Regions from separate parts of the Homo sapiens genome. Here regions 2 and 3 are each linked to region 1. Evidence: read pairs that join two places in POLR2A ChIA-PET (ENCODE). Cell type or tissue: MCF 10A. All regions are shown on one strand.

Region 1 (4,000 bases):
CCGCTCCATCTGTTCTCGCTTCTCACATGCAGACTGCAGCTGGGTCAGGGCCTGCTGCAGCTTCTCAACTTTCTCAACATATGCTTGCTTCTCTCGTAACTGAGTGGAGAAGAGTAAAAAAGAGCACAGAATTTAGACCACTGATTCTCAAAGCTGGGGTGGAGGAGGTGGGGTCAGATTACCTGGAGATCCTATTTAAACTACAGGTGCACGTACCTCCCACCGCCCTACTCCTATCCTTCAAGTGCACTGGAACAGAAAAGATTTACACATAGACTGCCAGTTATACCTACAATGGCTAGGATGTATGAAATTGAAGACTCTACTGGGGTACCTGCTTTTGGTAATTTGTGCAGCTTTGAGCTCAATACTCATTTATTGCTTAATAATTTCTGCATTTTCAGGCATTGGAAGTGAGGTAAATAAAGAGTTTTTGCACGTATGTTTATTGCAGGACTATTTACAATAGCAAAGACATGGAAGCAACCCAAATGTCCAAGACAATGTGGTACATATACACCATGGAATACTATGCAGCCATAAAAAGGAATGAGATCACGTCCTCTGTAGGGACATGGATGAAGCTGGAAGCCATCATTCTCAGCAAACTAACACAGGAACAGAAAACTAAACACCACATGTTCTCACTCGTAAGTGGGAGCTGAACAATGAGAACATATAGGCACAGGGAGGGGAACAAAACATACCAGGGCAAGTTGGGGGCCGGGGGTGAGGGGAGGGAGAGGATTAGGACAAATAGCTAATACATGTGGGGCTTAAAACCTGGATGATGGGTTGGTAGGTGCAGCAAACCACCATGGCACATGTAGACCTATGTAACAAATCTACACGTTCTGCACTTGTATCCTGGAACTTAAAGTAAAACTAAAAATAGCATAAAATAGATAGAATTAAAAAAAGAGTTTTTGACATCATGAAGAAATGCTTATTCTATAATGTCAAGTGAAAAATCCAGAATCAAAAATTATATACAACATTATCATAACAATGTCTATCCATGAAAAAAAGGCAGGAATGAAATACTTAGCATTAAGCATGCTTATCTATATGACAGAATGGCAATTCTTTATTCTTTTCTATATTTTTTCAAGTTTTCTATAAGCATAAATTACATTTATAATAGAGAAATTAGGTATGTATTTATATATGTATGTGTACCCATTTATGTATGTGTGCATAAATAAAAAATTTTTCTTATTACAGTTATCTATGGAGTAACTTTGTCCTAAAGATTTCAGAGTCCTTTATAGATAGGTAGTTGGGGCCTTGAAGAGATGGGAAGTGCACAGTGAATATTCAACAACACAATAACTGAGGAGATGGAAATTAAGGTTAAAATAATTTATGGAAATGTCACATCAGCTATGGATTTAGAATTATGACCAACAACTTCCAACTCTTACTCTCACACTTTGTTTTCTTCCAATTAGGAGTTTGGCCCATGTTCATAAATCCTGGGCATACTGACAGCATTCTGAGAACTGGCTAGTGCCAAAAATCAGGCTTAGGCATCAACTTGATTTGGTCCTGGGTGAGAAGACACCAGATGCTATTTCCTGTCATTCCGCACCTGGGTGTATTCAATCTTAAGTTCAGTGATGACACTGGCAAGCTGGAACATGCTAGTGATTTAGCTGCTAGGTGAGCTTTCTGACTCAGCAGGCAGCATTGCTGTGAGTTATACCTATATCCTGTCCTAGCTGAAGCCACTGGAATAAAATGGAGATGCTTTGACCTTTCAAGGAGGAGAGAGCAACTTTAGACTTTTTACACCTGTTCTTGGGATTGATTTTCATCTGGCCCTTTCATTCCTTGTGATTTTGATTGCTCAATTCCACTGGCTTCTGAAGACCTACTAAGTGAAGGTTCCTGCAGCCTCATCTGACAAAATATTTTGTGTGTGTGATTCATACACCACTTACCATATCTTCCACTGAGTATACTTTTCTGAATGTGCAGCTACTAGAATATAAGCACCAAGAGATTTGCCTATTTTGGTCTCCACTGGGCAGAGTGAACAGGGCGTACCCAATGCCTGGAATAGCGCTCAGCATTTAGTAGGCACCCAATAAGTATTTGTTAAATGAATAAATACTATCCTTAAGCAATTGCAAGAAGCTTGAAGGCAGGAATCTGTCTCCTTCACCTTTGTATCAACCTTAATTCTAGCAAGGCATATATCCCGATGAGGATGATTAGTAACAGTAATTACATCAGCCAACACTGTTGGAACACTACCATGCCAAGCATTGTGCTTTATATGTAGTATCTCATTTAATCCTCCAAGTAACAACAGGAAGAGGAGGTAAAGTCCTTTATTATCTCCATTAGAGATGAGAAAAGTCTTCAAGGTTACGTGACTTGCTTAAGGTCACACAGCTGACAGGCCATAGAGCCAGGATTCTCATTTACAGCTGTCTGCTCTAGAGTTCACTCTTACCCATCATGGTAAATTACAGTAGGCTCTCAGTATCTGAACTGAATTAAGACCCTTAAAGGAAACTCTAATTAGAAAGGAGTGATGCTGGAAGCAGACCTATGAGACATTCTGGAGAGGCTACATTCAACCAACCAAAGATTTCACATAAATATAATGATTTAAAAAAAAGACCCATATTGGTTGTTATAACTTGTCTTCAAGAAGCTCACAACTAATTTTTACTTTAATAGAAATATTAAAACTAAAAGATTTTAAAAACCATGATTTTCCTTAGCTCCACTCATGGAGATGGAGATGTCATTTCAGTGATGACAATAATGAGAAGCCCCAGCCTCCCTTAGGCATAACAGATCTCCTGTCTTTAAGGGGTTGAGGTCACTTTCTGTGGCAAGTGTTTTCATATTTAATACGTTCCTTAGTGGCAACATGGAAGGCTGTTGCCCCGGAGCCTTATGCTAGTATTAAAATGGTAGTTTCTATGCAAGACTTATGGGGTTTTAAAGGCTTCCAATGGGCAAGACCCTCGTTTACTCCATCATCTTCCTCTTCAGCTGCTTTATCCTTGTGTTTGAAATCTGATGAAACATCCCTGTTACTTAGCATCGGGGGAGGTTTTCTGAAGAGACAGTTTTTTTAAATTCAACAACAGTTGGGTTAGTAACAATACTGTTTCCTTTGTGCCCAGCAACAAGCTAAGCACTTCAGGCAGACTTTCTCAGTTAAGACTCTTATAGACTTTGGGCTTCTACTTCCTGGAACGGATCCTGCTCAGGTAAGCCTGTGTAACACAGAGGCACCTGCCGCCACCACCACAGGGTGCTGGAAGGTGTGAGGCAGCTGGCCCCTGGCTGCCTGGCTAGGCCTCTGCTCCTTTTCTTCTTCTTCATCTATAGCCTGGATTCCTTGGCTTGGACCTCGGAAATGGTCATTTTAATTCCTCAGTCAGGCTTTAAGGAAAAGGCTACCTCATAACACTTAAGCTAACGGGTTGATTTCATCAGAAACTACTAAATGCAATGCATGATGACTGAGTAGGACACGTGTCAACCGATGGGCTGTAGGCTGGGCTTCACACCGAGTGTGAGTGCTTTGCTGATGGGATTCCCATGTGCTTTTCATACTTTGCCTGGCTCTAGAATGCATAGACTCTGTTTTTATTCACTTTTATTTGAGAAGTTTCCCATATCCCTCCCCTGTCTCAACTCCTTGGAATTGGCTCTGGTTAAAGTAGGTGGGTTAGGAAAAGAAAGTGGAAGCCCTCTGGGCTCTGCTTGCCCTCTTCCCCACCAAATCCCCACAGCCTGGTCTCACCTCCTCTTCCAGCTTGATGACCCTGGCCTGGGCGTTGCTCAAAGCCTGGTCCAGGATCTCGATGTGTCTCCGATGGTCCTCACTTGCAGTCCGCACTGCTGCTAACTCCATTTCTAATTTCTCCTTTTCCTTCAAGAATTCTTTGTCTAGAAGGGAAACACGAACAAAACTACCTCTATCAGAAATTGCACACCCTCTGGGCTCACGGCCAGTCGACATCTGGCAAGG
Region 2 (4,000 bases), 230 kb before region 1:
TAGATGGCCAAGTGTAAGTACAGTTAAGGTAATATCATCATGAGAGGCAAGGTTAGGCCACTTGGTTCCTAAGGAGTTTCTCAGGTGGGAAAAACTTATTGAGTAGACACTTGATATTCACAAGGAATGGATCCTGAGATCTTTGCAAATTCCTAATCCTAGCACTTTTCTAAATATTATCCTTATCTGGAGCCAGGGTTTTCCAGTGCATAGCCTTAATACTCCAAATCTATTGCCTGTTTGACTCTCATACCTGATCTCCCACCTAGTAGCTGTTTTTCCAGGAAATTCCTACGCAGGCTCTGATTTGAGATTGCTCATAAGCAGCTGAAATGACTGTTGTTAACTTAGTGAATGCCAGGGATCTGCTGTGACTGCTAGAGTCCAATCCAATTAGACAGTAGTATGAAGTGCCTGGTAGGAGTCAGATACATGTCATGTTAGCTGACACAGCAGGGAACCAAAAAGTATAATTCCTTCTCTCATAAGATTTGCATCTGGTAGGAAAGAGAGCCATTCACAGGGTTGGTTGTGAATTATGAGTGCTTTCAAGGGCTCTGTGGTCCCCAAGTTCCTCCACCCCCTGCTTACCTGAAACATCAACCACTCCAACTGCTCAGGGGTTTCTGGAGGAGTATGCATTAAGTGAGTTAAGACATTTATGCTTGCTTCATCCCCACATTCAGATCCCTGCCTTGGCTCCTACTCCCTCACTCTTACATGCCAGCCCCTTTGCTAATCTGTGAGCACATGTTGCTATCTCAGGGCATTTGCACTTGCCCCTCTGCCCACAATGAAGCCCCATTCCCGCGGTCACAGGTTCAAGGACCACATCCCCCGGAGGTTTCTGTAGCTATCCTATCAGATAAAGCAGCCTCTGTTACTCTCTAACCCCTCACTCTGCTTTATTTTTCCTCATAGCCCTTACAATTACTTGACATGTTATTATATATCACTCTTGATAATGAGAATAGATCATCCAAGAGAGTTGAAACTTGTCTTTTTCACTGTTGTGTCCCCAATTCCAAGAACAGAGCCTGGAACAGTAGGTTCTCAGTAAACATTTATTGAATGAGTAAATGAATAAATGGGTCCTGAAATACATAGACAGATGCAATGTGAATCTTTTAAGAAGAGGCTCTGAGGGATGGGCCAAAAAAATAAAAGATTTTGGCTGGGCACAGTGGCTCACACCTGTACTCCCAGCACTTTGGGATACCAAGGGGGGCAGATCACGAGGTCAGGAGCTCCAGACCAGCCTAACCAACATGGTGAAACCCCCCTCTACTAAAAATACAAAAATTAGCCAGGTGTGGTGGCACGTGCCTGTAATCCCAGCTACTCAGGAGGCTGAGGCAGGAGAATCTCTTGAACCCAGGAGGCAGAGGTTGCAGTGAGCAGAGATTGTGCCATTGCACTCCAGCCTGTGTGACAGAGCAAGACTCCATTTCAAAATTAAATAAATAAATAAAAGATTGTGATGAGAACAGGAAAAGATGCTCTCAGAGATCCACAGGCCTGAGTGTGGTACTTTTTTGGGTGGAGGGCCCTGAACTATTAGGACACAAGGAAACTGAATGCCAGGATACCAGTAGTACAAATATTACATTTTTGTAAGGTGGCACCTCTAACAATGACACCCTTTCCCTACAGCACTCAGGTTTTCCCCTCCTTTGTCTACCCGAAACTGCTTATCTCCATAACATCCAGCACTTGCTGCGGATTAGTGAGAAGGGTCCCCAGGTGTTACCCTGACAGTTGCTACAGATCAGTGGCAATGAGGAGCAACTAGAGAATGTTAGAAATTTCATCTTGAGAGGCTGGTGAGCAGAGTGGGATCTGCAAGGCAGCTGGAGTGAGGGGCTGTTCATTACCCTGGTTCTATTCAACTTATATGGGTTTCCTTCCCACTTATCTCTGCAGCCAATTCCTAGCAACTGTTTGTGGTTTTCTACTTAAAGCAATGATAGGTAACTAAAACACTGAACAAAACCCCAACTTCTAATTTCTATATGGTCACAGCTCAGTGAAATACATATCAGGGTGAAGTTATTTCTAAATATCTGGAAAGGACTTCTCACACATACACAAAATAGTTAGTGTAATGGTTAATCTTTATGAATAATTTAGTGTGGCCCGGTAGTCAGTCAAAACCTATAGTTAAAATTTTAAAATAAATCTTAGAGTCAAGACCCAAACACCAACCTCTACAAGTGTGCATTCAAGTGTAGTTTCTAATGCACATCTTACAAATGTGGGCTTATAAGTAATAATAGCCAACATTTATTGAGCACAAATTGTGTTTGCTTTGGTCTGAACTTGTTGTGTGCCAACTCTAGCACAGGTGCAAATAGCTAAGAGCTCCCTTTGCCCAAATAAGGAAGTGGAGAGCCAGAGGAAAGAGATGATTTACTGAAAGATTGCTCAATAAGCTAGTGAAGGAGTTCTGAAGAAAGGTTGGCTCTTCTGGCTCCTGATTGTTTTTGAAATCTTGACCTTGCCCTGGCAGCATTGCAACAAGGCCAAGTACAACAAGGAGAGGAATTTGCAAATAAGTATATGTGAACTTTTGTACAAATACGTGGGTAGATCATGAGAAAAAAAGAAGTTTCCTACTAGTGAAAGTAATAGAAGACAGTTTGGCAGTTTCTTATAAAACTAAACATACTCTTACCATGTAATCCCACAAGCAAGCTCTTTGGTATTTACCCAAATGAGCTGAATATTTTCCTCCACACAAAAGCCTGCACATAAATGTTTACATCATTTTTATTCATAATTGCAAAACTTGGAAGCAACCAAGATGTCCTTCAATACATGAATGAATAAATGAACTGCGATACATTCAGACAATGGAATATTATTTGGCAATAAAAAGAAAGGAGCTTTCAAGCCACAAGACATGGAGGAAATTTAAATGTATATTACTAAGTGAAAAAAGCCAATCTGAAAGGCTACATACTCTGTGATTCCAACTATATGACATTGTAGAAAAGGCAAAACTATAGAGGCAGTAAAAACAGTAGTGGTTGCCAGAGGTTAAGGAGGGATGAATGGGTGGAACACAGAGGATGTTTTAGGGCAGTGAAACTACTCTGAATAATACTATAAGAGTGGATACTTATCATTATAAGTCATTTGTCCAGACTCAAAGAACGTGCAACACCAAGGCTGAATCCTAATATAAACTATGAGCTTTGGGTGATAATGGTGTGTTCATCAATTGGTTCATCAGCTGTAACAAATGCACCACTCTGGTGGAGGATGTTGCTGAGGGAGGCTATGCATATGTGGGGACAGGGTCTATAGAAGAACTCTAACTTCTGCTCAGTTTTGCCATAAACTATTCTAAAAAAATAAAACTCATTAATTAAAAAAGTAATGGGTAGGGCTGTGGGAGTGGTGGTGAGGACAGTGGTATAACTGAGCATCACAGAAATAAAGGATATGAGAGTAGGTCCTTGCCCTCGGACTTATCCTAGAGGTAGGGAGAATGCATAAATGCACAGAATTCTTGCTCAAATCTATCAAGCACCTCCTACTTGCCTGTCACATTTACATCACACAATATCTTCACAAAAATCCTGCACTGTAATTTTGGCTCAGAGAAAATCAACGATTTTTTTCTGAAAGTCACATGACCACAAAGTGGCAAGGCCAGATTCAATTGCTGTTCAGCTGGCTCTACATCCGGTTTTCCTCTGTAACTAACTGCTGGAAAGGTAAAAGTGGTGAGTAAGGGAAAGGTTTGCTTTACTAAACACATCACGCTTCAGAATCAACTTTGTATACATGATACACAGCATGCCAATGGATGGGCTGAGTTTGTGACAAGAGGGAAAACACAAAACCACATCATCATTTATTTATTTCACCATTAAAAGAAAAATAAGAGGCTGTGAGGGAGGAGGTGATGGAAGGAATAATTAACAGAGAATCATTATTACTATCCAGAGTAATTGCCTTCCTGGAATTTCTCGTAACAAGGATGCAAGGTCAT
Region 3 (4,000 bases), 150 kb after region 1:
TTAGAGCGTCTTATACTAGGAGTGGAGTGAGCCTGGTAGCAGGGGGGACGAGCTAAGGGGATAATGCAATAACTCAGGCAAAGCGTGTTGATGGGTTAGACCAAGGTAGTAGTGGTGGGGTAGAGAGATGTAAACCATTTGGAGAGATATTAAGAAGACTGACTCAACAGACTAGTGATTGATTGGATTGTGCAGGTGCTGATCAATTATTTTAGAACCATCATTCTGGATGCTGCTGGGAGGTAAGACTGGAGAGAGGAGGCCCAGATGTGAGGTTTCTGTATTCCTAGAAAAAATTGATAACGGCTTTAAACTAGGGTAATATCTGTGGAGGTGGGGAGAAATGGATGGATTTGAGAAATAATATGGAGTTCGAATCTGCTGAATGTGTTCCCAAATCAGATGTGAAAATGTGAGGAAGTTTGGAGGGGTGTTTAGGGTGAAATCCAGAAATCTACCACCAGGAACTTTTCACAGACCTAGGGGACACAGAAGGGGGAGCAGATTTCAGGTGAGGATGAATTCTGGATATGGTCTAGTCTGAGGTGAATGTATAACCAGGCACTGGCAGCCAGTATGCAATTGCATTTAAAACAAAGCAAACATCTCTTATCTAAATGAGTCTTTGCTCCCTGTATAGGTTATAGATGATTGTGCCAAATACTATATGTGGCAGGGTTCTGTGCCAAGAAATAAAGGGCTCTGCAATTCTCAACATTTTCATTTGACAGTGGTTCAACTTTCTTTCCAAAAGCCGTTTATCATCCTGTAGGCACCTCTGTCATAAACAAGATGTCTTTATTGAGCCTTCCAAAGCTGATAAGAGTTGTATGATTCAATCAGTGACAGAGACTCATATAACTCATAGGAAGTGTTGCAGGGAGATTTCAGTGGTCTCTAGGAGCACAGGGTCTGCCTTCACACACACACACACACACACACACACACACACAGAGAGAGAGAGAGAGAGAGAGAGAGAGAGAGAGAGACCTCATGTATATTTTCTTGGAAGAACTCATAGGGTCAGGCACTAAGATATGTTTGTACACTTCTGCCCTGCATGCGGCAGCACAGCCATTGTTTGAACAAGGTACCTGCATGTCAGAACAGGCATCCTGGGCCCCTTTTTTTCCTGCTACACTCCTGAGAAAGAAGGGAAGCATTCACACCAGCGAAACAGCAAATCAAGGCTCTCCAGAGAGCTGCTTTTCTGCACATATTTTATAAGAATCAGCTCTCTAAGAGTCTACCCAATCAGTAGGAAGGCAAAGGAGGTATGGATGGCCCTAGCCCAAAGGAGTCCACTTACAGTTGCTTCACTAACATGCTCATTATACAGCTCTTAGAATAGGCACCTAATACCAAGCCCCGATTAGATTCCTACACCCACTGTGAGAGCCCACCACTGCAGCTCAAAGCTGACTTCGCCTAGCCATGGTCTGCCACCCCACCAGGTGGGGACCGGCTGCCATGGAAACAGCCACCCTCCCCACCCAATGGAGTATTTCTTGATCTAATTCCAACTCTGCCCATAGATGCCTTCCAAAATCCCCCCCTCGTGTTAAGGTTCCCTAGAGTGAAACCCACTAAATAAGAATTTTCTTACCTGTGAGAAGTCCTGGTGACCGGCAGTGGAAAAAATACTAAGTTCTAACAGAAGTGACAGGGACTCACAGAGCAAATGTGTTCGTTTTAAAAGAAGAAAGGTGACTTCATCCCTGGTGCCGTGGAGTTTAAAAAGAGCAACGAGTGCTGCCTGGCTGAGCCAACTCTGCTTCATCAGTGATGACTCCATCCAAATTATGCAGCCATTGCCCAGACATGCTCAGCCTTCAGAAGGTAAATCGCTGGAATCTGACTAACCCTGTTGTTTTCAAAGAGCTTCAGAAAATCCTAAGGCACCAATTGCCTTAACTGGCACCAGAGAAAGAAAAATTATGCACTTATTTCCTTGAGTCATGTCATTATCTCCCCCAAATCCAACTCTGAAAAACAGTACTCTAGGGAAGGAAAATAGATATTTAGACTTTCTGAGAGGTGAAAATTACTGGGGAAGTGGAAGCAGGGAGGAAGAAGAAGCGAAGGTATTTCAGCCAGGAGGAGGGGCTGTAAGAAGCTGGAAATGACCAAATTGCTAAGAAATTTTCAGAGCTATGAATCTGTAAGCAAAGGTGACAAACAGGTGACTGGACTTTGCAAAGGGAAAAATATTCAGTTAAGAAAAGGAGGTTAGTTGCTACAGGAAAAAGTGTGACAGCCTTTCTCAAAAATGCAACCAATTTTTATTTTCTTTTTGTTGAACATAATGCCACTCATTCAATATGGGGTCATTTGTAATATTAACATATCAGTTCAAAACATGCCTGCGTTCTAAACAGAAGGATTTGGAGAAAGAGACAGGATTTTTTTTCTTCTGTATGTTAAAGGTGAGGCTGGAGGAATTAGATTTGTAACATGGGATTCAAGGTCATTTCAAGCTACCCAGTGGGCCAATCACCTACTCTTGATGCCAAGTCCTTGGTCTAAACTTTGGACAAGAGTTCTGGCTGGGGTGCTAGGGAAAGGAATGGTAATGAGTGTGATCTCTGTTGGAAGTGGGGCAGAGGGTTGAGCTCAGCAGCCAGCTGCCCTTTCTCCCAGGCTTCTATTTCAGGAGAGTATAAGGTGACTCTGGGTCATTAGGCTTCTATCTAATTTCTTGCTCAGCTATTTTGAGGCTTTGAGATTTTCCTGTGTCAAGTTTCACTCCAAAGAGGCTAAAACAAGAAAAAATGCACTTTTTATTTAGATAGAGGTATTCAGATCCAACATTAGAGATTTTCGAAATCACAGATTTAAGACATGTCAAAGTGGCTTACAAAGGGAACTTGCAAATCTTTTGTTTGGGGTGTGAATAATGATAGGAGTAGAAGACGGGCAGCGTTTCATCAATGGTAAGAACAATGAAGGCAGGAGTCATTTTTATTTGGTTCATCATAATGTCCTTGAAACCTAGCAAAGAGAGTACCATACAGTAGGTGCTCAGCAGAAGGAGAGTGAATGGTGTCAGTCCTTTTCCATTCCAGGTCTCTAGAATAGATCTGCTGAGAATGCTTAAAGTCACCATCTTGTTGGTGAGGCATTTGGAGAGAGCATGAGCCAGTGGGTCTTGTAGAACGAAAAAGAACTTGGTTATTTGCTTTGTCTCAGCCTCTAGGTTCATTGCCAAAGTTAGAATGGAGCAAAGAAGGCCAATTGCTGGACTCAGGAGCCTCCTTTCCTCCCCAGGAGCCTCCTTTGCCTATGAGCTAGACTCTCATGTCTTTTCCTAAGGCCAGGACTCAACCCAATGGGTAATCTGCCAATTGTCTTCAATTTTTTTTTGTTCTCAAAAGCCTATTAAAATTTTCAAACTTAGAGAAAAGTCAGAATAATTGTACAGTGAACACCTATATACTTACCACCGGGTTTCTTCAATTAACATTTTGCCACGTTAGTTTTATCCCATGTTGATTCTCTGCTCATTTCTCTATCCATCCAGCAACTCATTTAATTATTTTTGTTATTGTCTTTCAAAATAAGTTTCAGACATTAGTATATTCCCCCCAAATACTTCAATATTATTAGCCAGAGTTCAATATTTATTTACAATTTCTTTGTTTCTATTCAGATAAAATCTGTATACAGTGCAATGCACAGATCTTAAGTGTATCATTTCCAAGTTCCTCTAGACACATACACCTGTGCAATCCAAACTCCTACCAAGATACAGAACATAACCATCACTCTGGAAAGTTTCTTTATGTCCCTTCCTAGCAAACCCCTATCTCACATCCCAAGAGATAACCAATCTTCTGATGATTTTCACCAGATTAGTTTTGCCTGTTTTAGTATTTTATATTAATGGAACCATACAAATTGTATTCTTTTATGCAAATTTGTGTGCACTCAGCATGTTTTGGGGGTTCATTCATCCATGTTGTTGCTTGTATCAGAAGTTGGTTTCTTTTCATTGCTGAAT

Evidence for each region. Peaks named below come from ENCODE experiments on the same cell type or tissue, not always from the same donor. Only the 100,000 strongest peaks of a DNase experiment are listed, where the experiment ranks them.
Region 2: POLR2A ChIA-PET joins it to region 1 with 6 read pairs; 1 of 35 experiments calls an interaction of 5 or more read pairs at or near these places.
Region 3: POLR2A ChIA-PET joins it to region 1 with 6 read pairs; 1 of 35 experiments calls an interaction of 5 or more read pairs at or near these places.

What each region holds. Positions count from the first base shown.
Region 1 is chr11:94,850,032-94,854,031 of GRCh38, reverse strand. AMOTL1 (angiomotin like 1) reads right to left here. Exons shown (of 13, transcript NM_130847.3): 7 at 3,773-3,918; 8 at 1-99. Among named protein-coding and RNA genes, the nearest start is that of AMOTL1, 84 kb to the right of the region's middle. In MCF 10A, no CTCF peak of the experiment used is centred here; a DNase peak (open chromatin) is centred at 1,621.
Region 2 is chr11:95,075,114-95,079,113 of GRCh38, reverse strand. No RefSeq gene overlaps it. Among named protein-coding and RNA genes, the nearest start is that of SRSF8, 10 kb to the right of the region's middle. In MCF 10A, no CTCF peak of the experiment used is centred here; a DNase peak (open chromatin) is centred at 2,453.
Region 3 is chr11:94,704,204-94,708,203 of GRCh38, reverse strand. All of the region lies in intron 1 of PIWIL4-AS1 (PIWIL4 antisense RNA 1), which reads left to right. It also overlaps a transcript of AMOTL1 not described here. Among named protein-coding and RNA genes, the nearest start is that of PIWIL4-AS1, 34 kb to the left of the region's middle. RefSeq lists an enhancer at 1,021-2,220. In MCF 10A, no CTCF peak of the experiment used is centred here; DNase peaks (open chromatin) are centred at 1,113 and 1,803.